Linked DNA regions of Homo sapiens: region 1 is linked to region 2. Evidence: chromatin loops called from intact Hi-C (ENCODE). Cell type or tissue: OCI-LY7. All regions are shown on one strand. Links, peaks and the distances in the headings refer to the core of each region. The heading gives the core; the rest is flanking DNA.

Region 1 (5,000 bases), core at 1-5,000, 330 kb before region 2:
CCCTCCCATTTCCATTTTGGAAGCAGCTTCTCTGCAGCTCCCTGACACATGAGCTAACTGTTCAGTGTTGCAGCTCACACCCAGGTCCTCTGATCTGTGTTCACCTGGATTCTTAGGCAGACCAAGTTTCAAATCTCACATCTCCATTTCTTGGATTGAATTCACATCCCCCGGTTACTCCTGCTTCTTTGCATTCTTCAACCTGTCCATTTCCAACATTCATTCCTGCTTTCCTTTGTGTTTCAACCCTGATTCAGCCTTGTTTCATTGTTCCTAGAACCAAAATCCTGGCTCCTGGAACCCCATCCATTGCTTCTTTCAGCTAACTGGCTCGTTTCACAACAGCCTAAATAAGCAACGCCCTATGAATGGTTGTACAAAACAAAGAGATAGCACCTAACGAAGCACAGATCACCAGTAAGGGAGGCTTCTCACATTAGCATGGAAGATTCAAGAAGAAAAAACTGACTTGAACAATAATAGTACAACACAATATAAAATAATGTATATTAGAGATATGTTAAAGCTATTCAGATTATATCCTCTACTTATAGTTTTCATTTTTATTTTCCTATTAAAGTGCTAATAGGTACTTTAAAGATAAGAGGATGAATTTTCATGGGTATCCAGTTTTCCAAATATTTTGAAATCCTGCAGATTAATGACCCATAAACCAGTAACAACTTAAAAACAACAAATCACATTTATTTAAATATGTTCATATATTTTTATGACTGTGCAGATGATTGATATAGTAATTCAACTTAAGTCTGTTTTTAATCTTTCTAAATTAGGACACATAATTTAGGAAGGAAATGATCTCTTTATTGACTTCCTTTGCACTAGAGATCATACTGAAGAATTTTAGTTAAAAAAAGAATAAAATAAAAATAGAAAGGCAGTTAAAAAGAAAACCATCAACTGCAGACCACCACACACATTTCAAAAATTAAGGGAAGAAGTTCTACTTGATGATCTAACATGACAATTTCACTTTTCCTTAAGCTTTTTTCATAACACAACTTCAGTCTCTCAATTGTATGTTGTTTGTGATAAGTGGCATTTCTCAGACAATACACTTGAAAATTAGATTAATAAGGGAAACTTTCAAAACAACTAAAAATTCTACATAAAATATACAGCTTCAAATAGCATTTGAAAAAAACCCAGAATATACAGACTAGTCCATCTGGGTCAAGAGGGTATAAAATCTGGGTTGCATAATTCTTAGGAAGTCACAGAGCTCTGGATAGGTATTTGAGATTACTGTAAAATTAAACCATTTCTAAATTTTCTTTCGATTCAGAAATGACTTGAGTTCAAGATCTACATAATCATCACAAAAACAGATATGATAAGTATCTGCAACGATCACTTTTTTCTTCTTTCACTACAATTTATGAGTATATCCAAAAATTTAAAAGAAGTTATTGCTTTCTTCTTTAACTTTAGGTCTCATCTTTATTTGTTGGGCATTTTGTCAACTGAATTGCTCCTTCCCTCATCACTATTCAAATGAATAGGCTCTGAAGCCAGTCTAGGGATGTTGGTTTAAGATTTTTTTTTCTTTTCTTTTTTTTTTTTTTTTTTTTGAGTCAGAGTCTTGCTCTGTTTCCCAGGCTGGGGTGCAGTGGCACGATCTCGGCTCACTGCAACCTCTGCTTCCTGGGTTCAAGTGATTCTTCTGCCTTAGCCTCCCGAGTAGCTGGGACTACAGGCACGTGCCACCACGGCCGGCTAATTTTTTGTATTTTTAGTCGAGATGGGGTTTCACCGTGTTAGTCAGGATGGTCTCCATCTCCTGACCTTGTGATCCACTTGCCTTGGCCTCCCAAAGTGCTGGGATTACAGGCATAAGCCATCATGCCCGGCCGGTTTAGATTTTAGAAAGCTTAGATGAATGTGCTGGGCACGGTACAATGAGGCTGTGAGTGGGTTTCAGCTAAACTCTGCTTAGACTGGGTAGAAAAAAAACCATGGTATTTCTGAAATAAACTGTATTGACACATAGAAAGATCTGGGACCCCAAGCACTCAGCTTAATGCAGTTCAGAAGTCTGTCTCCTAGGTGGTTCTGTTACCAAAAAAAGATTCCCAGGAGAAAAGCGTGACCTGTAGTCCAGTGACTTCGACTGCTGAAGGCACTAGAAAGACAATTTCAGTGTCCCTTTTCCCTTGTCCTTGGAAATGGAAATATTTTACTTAGTTTTAATAACACTACACAACACTTGTAACTTTGGCAACACTTGTAACTTGTAACTGTTCAAGTTACACAACACAACACTTGTAACTGTTCAGAATGCACAGTACCAAACTGAATTCTAATAAGCAATCTTAACGCAGGATAGGTATTATTATAAGCATTTTACAGAAGAGGAAACTGAGGTTCAGAGTGATTTAAGTAACTTGCCCAAGGTCATATAGATGGCAGGTGAGAGCGGCAGGGAGAACGACTTCCTCAGGATATCTGTTTCAAATCCTAGTGCTCTAATTACTCGTTGCACTTTCTTGGATTCCAAAATGAAAAGCACATCTCAGGATAATACTTAAGGATGGATCAAACAATCCTGTACTCAATACAAGAGACAACCTGTGAAAGTAGATATGCCTATCTTAGGCAGACCAAAAGCAGGCAACTGTAGCACGGACATCCCCAGTGCCTTCTGTCGTCGAAGAAAGCTAATCACTGTATGAATGATCTTAATTAAATTTGAATGCATTGCTAACTGAATGCTGTGGGAAAATACCGCGTCCTTACTGGCCGCTCTTCCCATAGTACTCAGTAGCAATACATTCAAATTCAATTAAGATAATTCATAGAGTGATTAGCTTCATTATATGGTGAGACTCTGGGGACTGTCCTCTTGCCAACACTGTATGAGTGGTCTCGGTAAGATAGACACGTTCTTCTGTGCATTTTCTCTTTTAGTGGACACAAGAAATAACTCTCAGGGTGACATAATCCATGCTACTTCTAAATTCCATTGAGATAAATACAGCAGGGAAATTATGTTTTGGGGACAAGACTCAAGTTAAAAATAATCTCAAACCAGGCAATATTTTGAAACAGTTATTCTCCTTAACAGGCTGACAAGGCTCTTTTGGAGTCAGTAGGGAAGATATATCTGACCAGTGGGGAGGAAGTGGTTAGGTCCAGGCTCTTATTTCTGACCAATGGGGAGAAAGAGGTCAGGTCCAGGACTCTGCATATTCCAGTTATGAAATACCCAGTGGAAAGATTAGAGCTACATTTAATGTGAACAAGGGTAGGGGCTCAACTGCATGTATTCACCAATGGCAGACACACACTCCTGAGATAGAAACTGAACAAACAACAACACAGTACCAACCCTCTGAGCAGACCTCTAATAAACTCTATTCATATCAAGTTACCGTCAACTAATTGTTAGTATAAAGAGGGCCTCTATTCATTGAGAGGCAACGTACTTATTCATATTTATAAAGAGCCTATATATATGCATGTGTGTGCATATATATATATATAATATTTTTGAAAAGCCATCTCTGTTTCTATATTAAAGATGTTTCTATGAACAAAAAGATCTTTCACCCCTAGAACTGTGGTTTTCATATGGGTGATCAGTGATCACCCTCCCGGAGACGTTTAGCAATGTTTGGAGATGTTCTTGGTCATCACAACTGGGGAGGGATTGCCACTGGCATTAAATGGATAGAAGCCAGGAATTTGCTAACCATCCTACACGGTACAGGATAGCCCCCCACAGAAAAGAATTCTCAGACCCCAAATGACAATAGCGCTGAGGTTGAGAAACCCTGCTCCGAAAAAGGCAAGCAAAGCCAGATCCACCATGTGAAATGAACATTCTTCTAAAATAAGCTACCCAGGAATATTGCCGCAACCATTTAACATACAAAGTGGGCCCTTCACTTTACATGAAAGTCACTGAAGTGCTCTAACAATCAGCTCTGATATTCAACTGTCAGTAGTTTATAGAACTGTAAAGTTCTATACATTCTACAGTTTATAGATCTGTAAAGTTCTGTAATAAGTACAGGTTTTCAAGCTCTCATTTTGTTTGCAAACAATAAGGCAGAAATATTTTTAACAGCAAAACAAAACCAAATCTTTTTAACCTTTAAAACCTTTAAAAGTATCACTTTTTAAAGTCCTCCTTGGCTCTATTAATCAAATGCTTATTTACTTTTTCTTTCATATTTTGGATTGCTCTTTCTAAGAATTTTAAAATAAATAATTAGTGGCATATGATAAAATAGAGCAATGACAATTTTTTAAAAATACAACCATATACATGTCATCAACTGAGTCCTTAGGCAATTAGAGGCTTTTCTTTAATAAAGAGAATAACTTCTTCAGAAATTTTAATTTGTACCATAATACTAAGATCACCTTAAATTCCAAATATTATAGTAATGTTTTAATGATTAAATTCTCTATTAATATATTTTACAAGAGTTACATGCGGTTTGAGAACAGCGTGACTTCAAAAATAATGATGGAAGTAAAAGAGAATATTTAGGACCCAAATGGAATCTTCTGTTCCATATAAGACTTCACCCAGCAGCCTCTGCTAGAATACCACTGTAGAGCTAATCATTTTTGAAAGAAAGGATTGAAGGAAAGATGGAAAGCAAAACATTGACATTTGGATACCTACAGAACTAAATCTGTGGATTTCTTCTTGGTTTACTCTCCTCACAGTTCGTCTCTTCTTCCAAAATTCACTGGGCTCCCGTTTAAAAACCTTCCCTCGAAAACTCATCGTATTGCTATAATTTGAGTCACAAAATATTTCAAAATATCAATGTCGTTAAACTCTTCTCTTCTGAAGCGTCACCAGGCTGAACAAATCTTTCTTCTTGGTAAAAAGGGAAATGCTCATGCTACATGAATGTAACTCAACAGAAAGGAAAGGAAAGCTGTCAAGTTACCACTTCCTGTGAGTAACTAACTACCAGCTGTTCAGATACTGCTTTTGTGCATATATCCTCCCTCTTCAC
Region 2 (6,299 bases), core at 812-5,811:
ACATTTTTGTTTTATCTGGTAAATTAAAATACACAAAAAACCACAATTTTTCATTTTTAAAACTGGGGAATCATTAGAAATCACCAATGATATGTATAGTTAATTGAAATGCTGGGCTAAAACAATATTACTAATAAATAACTCAATGACACATGGCTAAAATGAACTCATATGCAGACTGTAATTATAAGTCATAATTAATCACATGCAGAGGTTATCTCCACTGTAAAGTAAATAAGTGTCTCACTCAGAGCTGATTTGTTAAAATACTATCTGGAAAGCCAATAAATATTCATTATACATATTAAACACAAAATTCTGCCAGTGGAAGATTACCCCTTTCAAGGTCACTTGTTTGGAAGAGCACAAAGATGAGGCAGCAAAGATACACTTATTCAGGTCTTTGTTAGCCAAGGTTTTTGACCTCTGGCAAATTCCTGACTTCGCTCTGTCCCATTTGGAAAATAGAATTTTGTATTCACTGACTCCTTTTGCTTTATAAGCATATTGTAAGCATAAAGTGCAAATAGCTCAATGAAAATAGCGGGGAAACATAAAATCTCTGTAAATATTAGGTATTCATGTTTTATGATTTCTAGCAGTTTTCAAATATTTTATTTGATGTGTAACATTAAATACTTCTCAAGTATTTTCACCCTATGAAAGCCACACAAATAAGAAGGTCCTTGATATGGTTAGGTTTTGCGTCCCCACCCAAATCTCATCTTGAATTATAGTCCCCATAATCCTGATGTGTCAAGGGAGAGACCAGGTGGAGGTAATTGAATCATGAGGGCAGTTTCTCCCACACTGTTCTCATGATAGTGAGTGAGTTCTCTTAAGATGTGATGGTTTTATAAGGGGTTCTTCCCTCTTTGCTAGGTACTTCTCCTTCCTGCCACCTTGTGAATAAGGTGCCTTGCTTCTTTTCACCTTTTGCTGTGATTGTAAGTTTCCTGAGGACTCCTCAGCCATGCTGAGCTGTGAGTCAATTAAACCTCTTTCCTTTATAAATTACCCAGTGTCAGGTAGTATTTTTATAGCAGGGTGAAAACGGACTAATACAGTCCTATCACAGGTTAATGGAAGATACCTAGGTCTGCATACACTTAACTTCATATATATGTGTATATATATATGAATATATACATATTTGTGAATATATACACATACATATTTTAGAGTTGTGCTCTGTCACCCAGGCTAGAATGTAGTGGCATGATCATAGCTCAGTGTAACCTTGAACTCCTGGACTGAAGGGATTCTCCCATCTCAGCCTTTCGAGTAGTTGGTACCATAGGCACGTGCCACTATGCTGGTTGATGTTTTATTTATTAATTTTTTTATGTAGAGATGGGGTCTTGCTAGCTTGTCTAGGCTGGTCTTGAACTCCTAGTCTCAAGTGATCCTTCCACCTGGCATCCTAAAGCACTGATATTACAAGTCTGAGTTGCATATATTGAGACATGTAGTTGTTAGGCACAATGAGATTTTTGTAGGTCAGCACAACCCACTTGTATAGTGGAAATCACCTAAAGTTTTGTCTCACAAATCCATCACTAAGCCAGAGAGATCATTTAAATATATTTGGACCAGGAAGTTCAATACACTTCACCATATAATTTATGTAGTGTTAAATATGACAGATGATTTTATATAGAATGAAAAATAAATTTCATTTTTAAATGCTGGCAGTAAATTCAAGTACCTATTTAATTTCACAATGCATTTATTTCATCTTTTACCTTCCTAGAAATAGGTAGGTAATGCTCTTTGAGATTGATATGTACATTTCTGTCACCAAGATGCAAGTCTTAAGGTTGGAGCCCAACTCCCTGGCATTTATTTGAACAGAACTTCAGCAGCAGCTCTGACCTGATCATCAGCTGTGGTTACTTCTGTAAATCATGGTTTGGCAACAGCTCTGCACCTTCTTGCCGATGCCAGAACATCTTGGCCAGTGGCCAATTGATTAAGCACTAGTGAATCCCTGGGGTGTGGGGCTATTTCAAAACCTAGAACTGTGAAATATTTTATCTTCCTATGTTAAGAGTTTAGGAAAAACTTGAGGTATTTTTTTAAAGTTCCCATAGTTAATATCCTGAGGATCATAGTCCTCAGATCTTTATTTGTTAATATCATTCATTGTATGTAAAATATTCCAACAGAAAAGATTCCCTTGTGAAAAAAAATGTTCTTAGTTAAACACACACATACACAGAAACACACACACACACACACACACACACACACAGTGTGCCTATCATTTGTTGGTGATTTTCATGGTTTAACATTTTTTTTTACCGAATCTTTTTTTTTAAAGAGAATTCCTAGACTCTGGGATGTATATGTTAAAGTCTATTAGTCTTATCTTTTTTTCCAATCACTGTTTACATGGATTGTAAAACATAGACCCTGATAGTGCATGCTAGCAAATGGAGCAATAGTTTGGGTGATAATATGTTACAAGATGGAAGTGGTTAACATTGAGTTATGGGAGAAGAGATATTAAAAACTGAAAGAGATCCAAGTCAGGCACCCAGGAAAAAATAGGTAGGCCAATGCCAGTAATACAATTTCATAACTTAGGAAGGGTCAAGGTCCAGAATCAGGCCAGCAGGAGACATCAACACTTAAGCAAGGGCATGTATCAGAGCCAGGACCTTGAGGGCAGTGCAATATCAGACCAAGAGGAATGGAGACAAATAAGGGAATCTAAGGAAATTTTGTCTATTCCTTCATTAACCCTGCCTCCTCCACATTTACTAGTTTCCTCTAACATAACTAACACTCTGAGAGTTTGCACTTAGGGTTCCTTAGTCTCTGATTTTATACTTAGCATAAAGTATGCCTTGCATCAAAGCACATTTAATTTAATGTAATTTAGTGAATAAATGAATAAAGAAATAATAAAAGTGGACCCAATGAGCAAAAGAGTGTAAACATTTTGGAAAGATAGATTTTGCTAAATTCCCTTTTTACATGGTTTTTATAGATTTGTATTCTCATCAGTAGAGTATAAAAGGATTCCCTGAATAGTGCTTCTATAACATTGAGGATTAGTTTTAAATCTTAGACAATCTGATTAATTAAAAAAATTAGTTATTCCTTTAATGTTCATTTCCTTGAAACCTGTGAGGCAAAATAAATTTACCTTTGACAATGTTTCTTCTTTTATGATTTGTCTCTGCACAACCCACCTTTTTTGTGAATGTCTGTCTTGGGTTCACCCGAAGCTGTTATGAGGCTAGGATATGAAAATAAGCAGTTAATTTGGTTGCTAATCCTGACAAACGCTGGTAGGAGAATGGGGAAATGAAACGAGGACAGAAGAAATCCCCTAAGTGTGCATTTTGAACAGATTGTCAGCACAGACAGGTGAACTTTAATCCCATTACAGAACTGAGAAATTCAGAGTTATCCCATCTGCAGGACTAGAGAGCTGGGCTCATTACTTACTCTTGTTATTCCTTGGCTGGGGGTTGCAAGAAGAGGTGACTTTTACCAGATGAAATGGAGAAAGCCCTTGGGCAAAGAGATGCAGGTGCTGGCCTTTGGAATTGTTCAAATTTCACTGAAATGGTTTTGGCTGAGAGGATAAGGTAAAATGCCGAGGTTTCTCTTACAAGATAATTTAGTTTTTCCCTCATCAATGAGTGAAATCATTTTAACTTCAAGTTTATTTACTGTCATTATTTTTCCTACCAATGAACTTTTTAGTTTCCACCTGGTTATTCCTTTTTTTTAAACATATACATATATATAGATGAGTTCTCACTATGTTGCCTAGGCTGGTTTTGAACTCCTGAGCTCAAGTGATCCTCCTGCCTCGGCCTCCCAAAATGCTAGGATTACAGGTATGAGCCATCAGGCCTGGCCTGTTAATTTCTTTATGAATTTTAATGGAACATTTTGAAATAATGCATTCTTTTTCTCTCATATTTTGTTCATTACATTTAACAACTTCCTTCTTGAAAAGACCTGTTGAATATTTATGTTTTAAGTTAGTTTTTTTAATATTCAGTTTTATAATTTACCTATAATTGATATGGTAGAGGTATGGTTACCTTTTATTTTCAAAATACTCAGACAACTAAGACAAAACATTTTATAATAATATATTTCTTCTATATTGTTTTGAGATAATTTTTAACCTATATATTTTTTAAATGTTTATATAAATGATAGAATGCCTTCTTCCATAATAACTTTTTTTCCAATTGTTTTCTATCATTGCCTACATTTTTCTTCATGCCTCAAGTTCTAGGTAAAATTTAGAATGATTTTGTTAATATAAAGTATCATTGAGATTTTGCTAGACATTGCTCACCCCAATATTAGACTCACACAATAATTTAGCGAGAACTCCCATCTTTTTATTTCTTCTTTTCATCTCCATAGAATCATATCTTTCTTTATGACATCAGTAAAGCTTTTCTTCTGTAGTGTCTTTCTAGGCTTTTTCATATCATATTTTCGTAAATAGAATCTTTTGGGGCTTAAGGCGAGAGGTAAAATATTTTGTGAGATGCCGTGGAAAAAGATAGGGTGAAGGAGAGCCTGGTGTTTCTCTTGGATAATGGTCCATGGTGTTGTGAACAGGAGTGGTGAAAACAGAAATGGAAGGAGCTGTTGCCTTGGGTAATTCTGAGACAAAGACCCACAGCCAGGTATGTTTTTGTTCTAGTGACAGCATGCAACTGAGAGAGAGTGGGGAGGGTCTGTGCATCCCCAATCCTGGCTGACCTCTCTGCAACGCGGGCTCCTGGGAGTTAACATCTAGAAGATCTGTTGCCCTGAGGGACAGAGTCTGTGGCCAGGAAATAAGTCATGATGTGGAGTGGTGCCTTCAAGGGGCTACAAGAGGGGTGGCAGTAGTATTGGATGCAGAAGTTAAGAGAAAGTACTAAAGCAACAAGGTTGGAAGGTTAAGAGCAGTTATTATTAGCTGGGGAGGTTCTGTACTATAACATGAACAATTATTTTTTACTGGGTTTTGGACGAACAGTATTTATCATGTCCTGAAAGGGTGCTTATTCCAAAACAGCTTAGGAACTTTTAATCTAAGGGCAGCTCTCTGGGTAGACATAATAAGATAATGGCCTTCATGCTGACATTTGAGGGGTATTTTAATTTTTTAATTTTTTATTTTTTAGAGATTGGAGTCTCACTGTGCTGCCCAGGCTGGCCTCCAACTCCTGGGTTCAAACAATCCTCCCTCCTGAGCCTCCCAAGTGGCTGAGATTACAGGCATGTGTCATGCACCTGGCTCGAGGGGTATTTTAAAATTTTCTGCCAGTGCCAATAGAAGTTGTCTACTTTCCCCTTCCCTACTCAGGAATTTCCTGTCATTCTACTTATAGAAAAGAAACAGGAGAAGAATAATCACAATCAAGTTAGTAGCATCACAATCAAATAAAAATTAAAGCCAGTTAATAAAAATTAATATAAGCTAATGAATGAATATCTTCCAAAGAGAAGGACATTCAGTGAGATGCTGTACAATGCAGCAAATATTTCTTGCATGCCTGTTGGGTATTAAGCATTCGTCTAGGAATGGTCTGATTTTTTTTAACTCTCTTTCAAAAAAGAAATAAGCATTTTTCCTTTCATCATGGGTCATCACAGGTAATGCAAAATAAATTTCTCTGTACAATATCCCTTAGCAACTCCCTAGCAACATTCAAATGAGCAAGCTTTTACCAACGGGGTTCACAGGACAAAATTTTAAGAAAAAGTAGCCTTTTTTTGCCACTAAATCTTTAATTTTAAATGTTTTACAAGAGAAATAATGTTTCATATGAAGGTTTAAATTATTAATTATCAAGTGCTCCTTTCCATATTAACATCTAGCATAATATTGTGAACAATAAAAGTCTGTTGAATAGAATCTTATTAAATATAGTAAGTCTGGGAAAATCTGGAAGAAACATTACTCTTCTTCTCTTGAGGTTCATGATGTCATTTTCTCTCCTTTTCCTCATAGATGACACTTATCTAATTTCTAATTGTTCCATCTAATTAATTGGAGATTTGACTGCCTGAATAGATTCTTGCCCTCTACCTAGGAAAATTTAATGTTCTTGTTTATAAATCATCTACTACAATAGCTTGGAACTCCATTTACATGGTTTTCTCTCTGTGCTTCAGCTTCAGGCTTTAAAAACTAATGAAATAACTAATTAATTAACTAATCTAATGAAACAAAAACATCCTGAAACTTTTCCTCATTTTCTATGTCACTAATATTAAATGTCCACATTTTAGACTCTGACGATGGCCTCCTCTTCTTCTAAAAT

The links. A loop is a pair of places that touch in the nucleus more often than their neighbours do. Peaks named below come from ENCODE experiments on the same cell type or tissue, not always from the same donor. Only the 100,000 strongest peaks of a DNase experiment are listed, where the experiment ranks them.
Region 1: a loop joins it to region 2, with 21 times the contacts of the local background. A loop is called at or near these places in 3 of 110 quality-filtered maps.

The regions. Positions count from the first base shown.
Region 1 is chr2:224,942,190-224,947,189 of GRCh38, forward strand. All of the region lies in intron 1 of DOCK10 (dedicator of cytokinesis 10), which reads right to left. Among named protein-coding and RNA genes, the nearest start is that of MIR4439, 66 kb to the right of the region's middle. RefSeq lists an enhancer at 1,793-1,922. In OCI-LY7, for the core only: no CTCF peak of the experiment used is centred there; a DNase peak (open chromatin) is centred at 4,932; H3K4me3 peaks cover 3,995 bases; H3K27ac peaks cover 3,084 bases.
Region 2 is chr2:225,273,035-225,279,333 of GRCh38, forward strand. No RefSeq gene overlaps it. Among named protein-coding and RNA genes, the nearest start is that of NYAP2, 120 kb to the right of the region's middle. In OCI-LY7, for the core only: no CTCF peak of the experiment used is centred there; DNase peaks (open chromatin) are centred at 1,917 and 3,317; H3K4me3 peaks cover 3,297 bases; H3K27ac peaks cover 4,192 bases.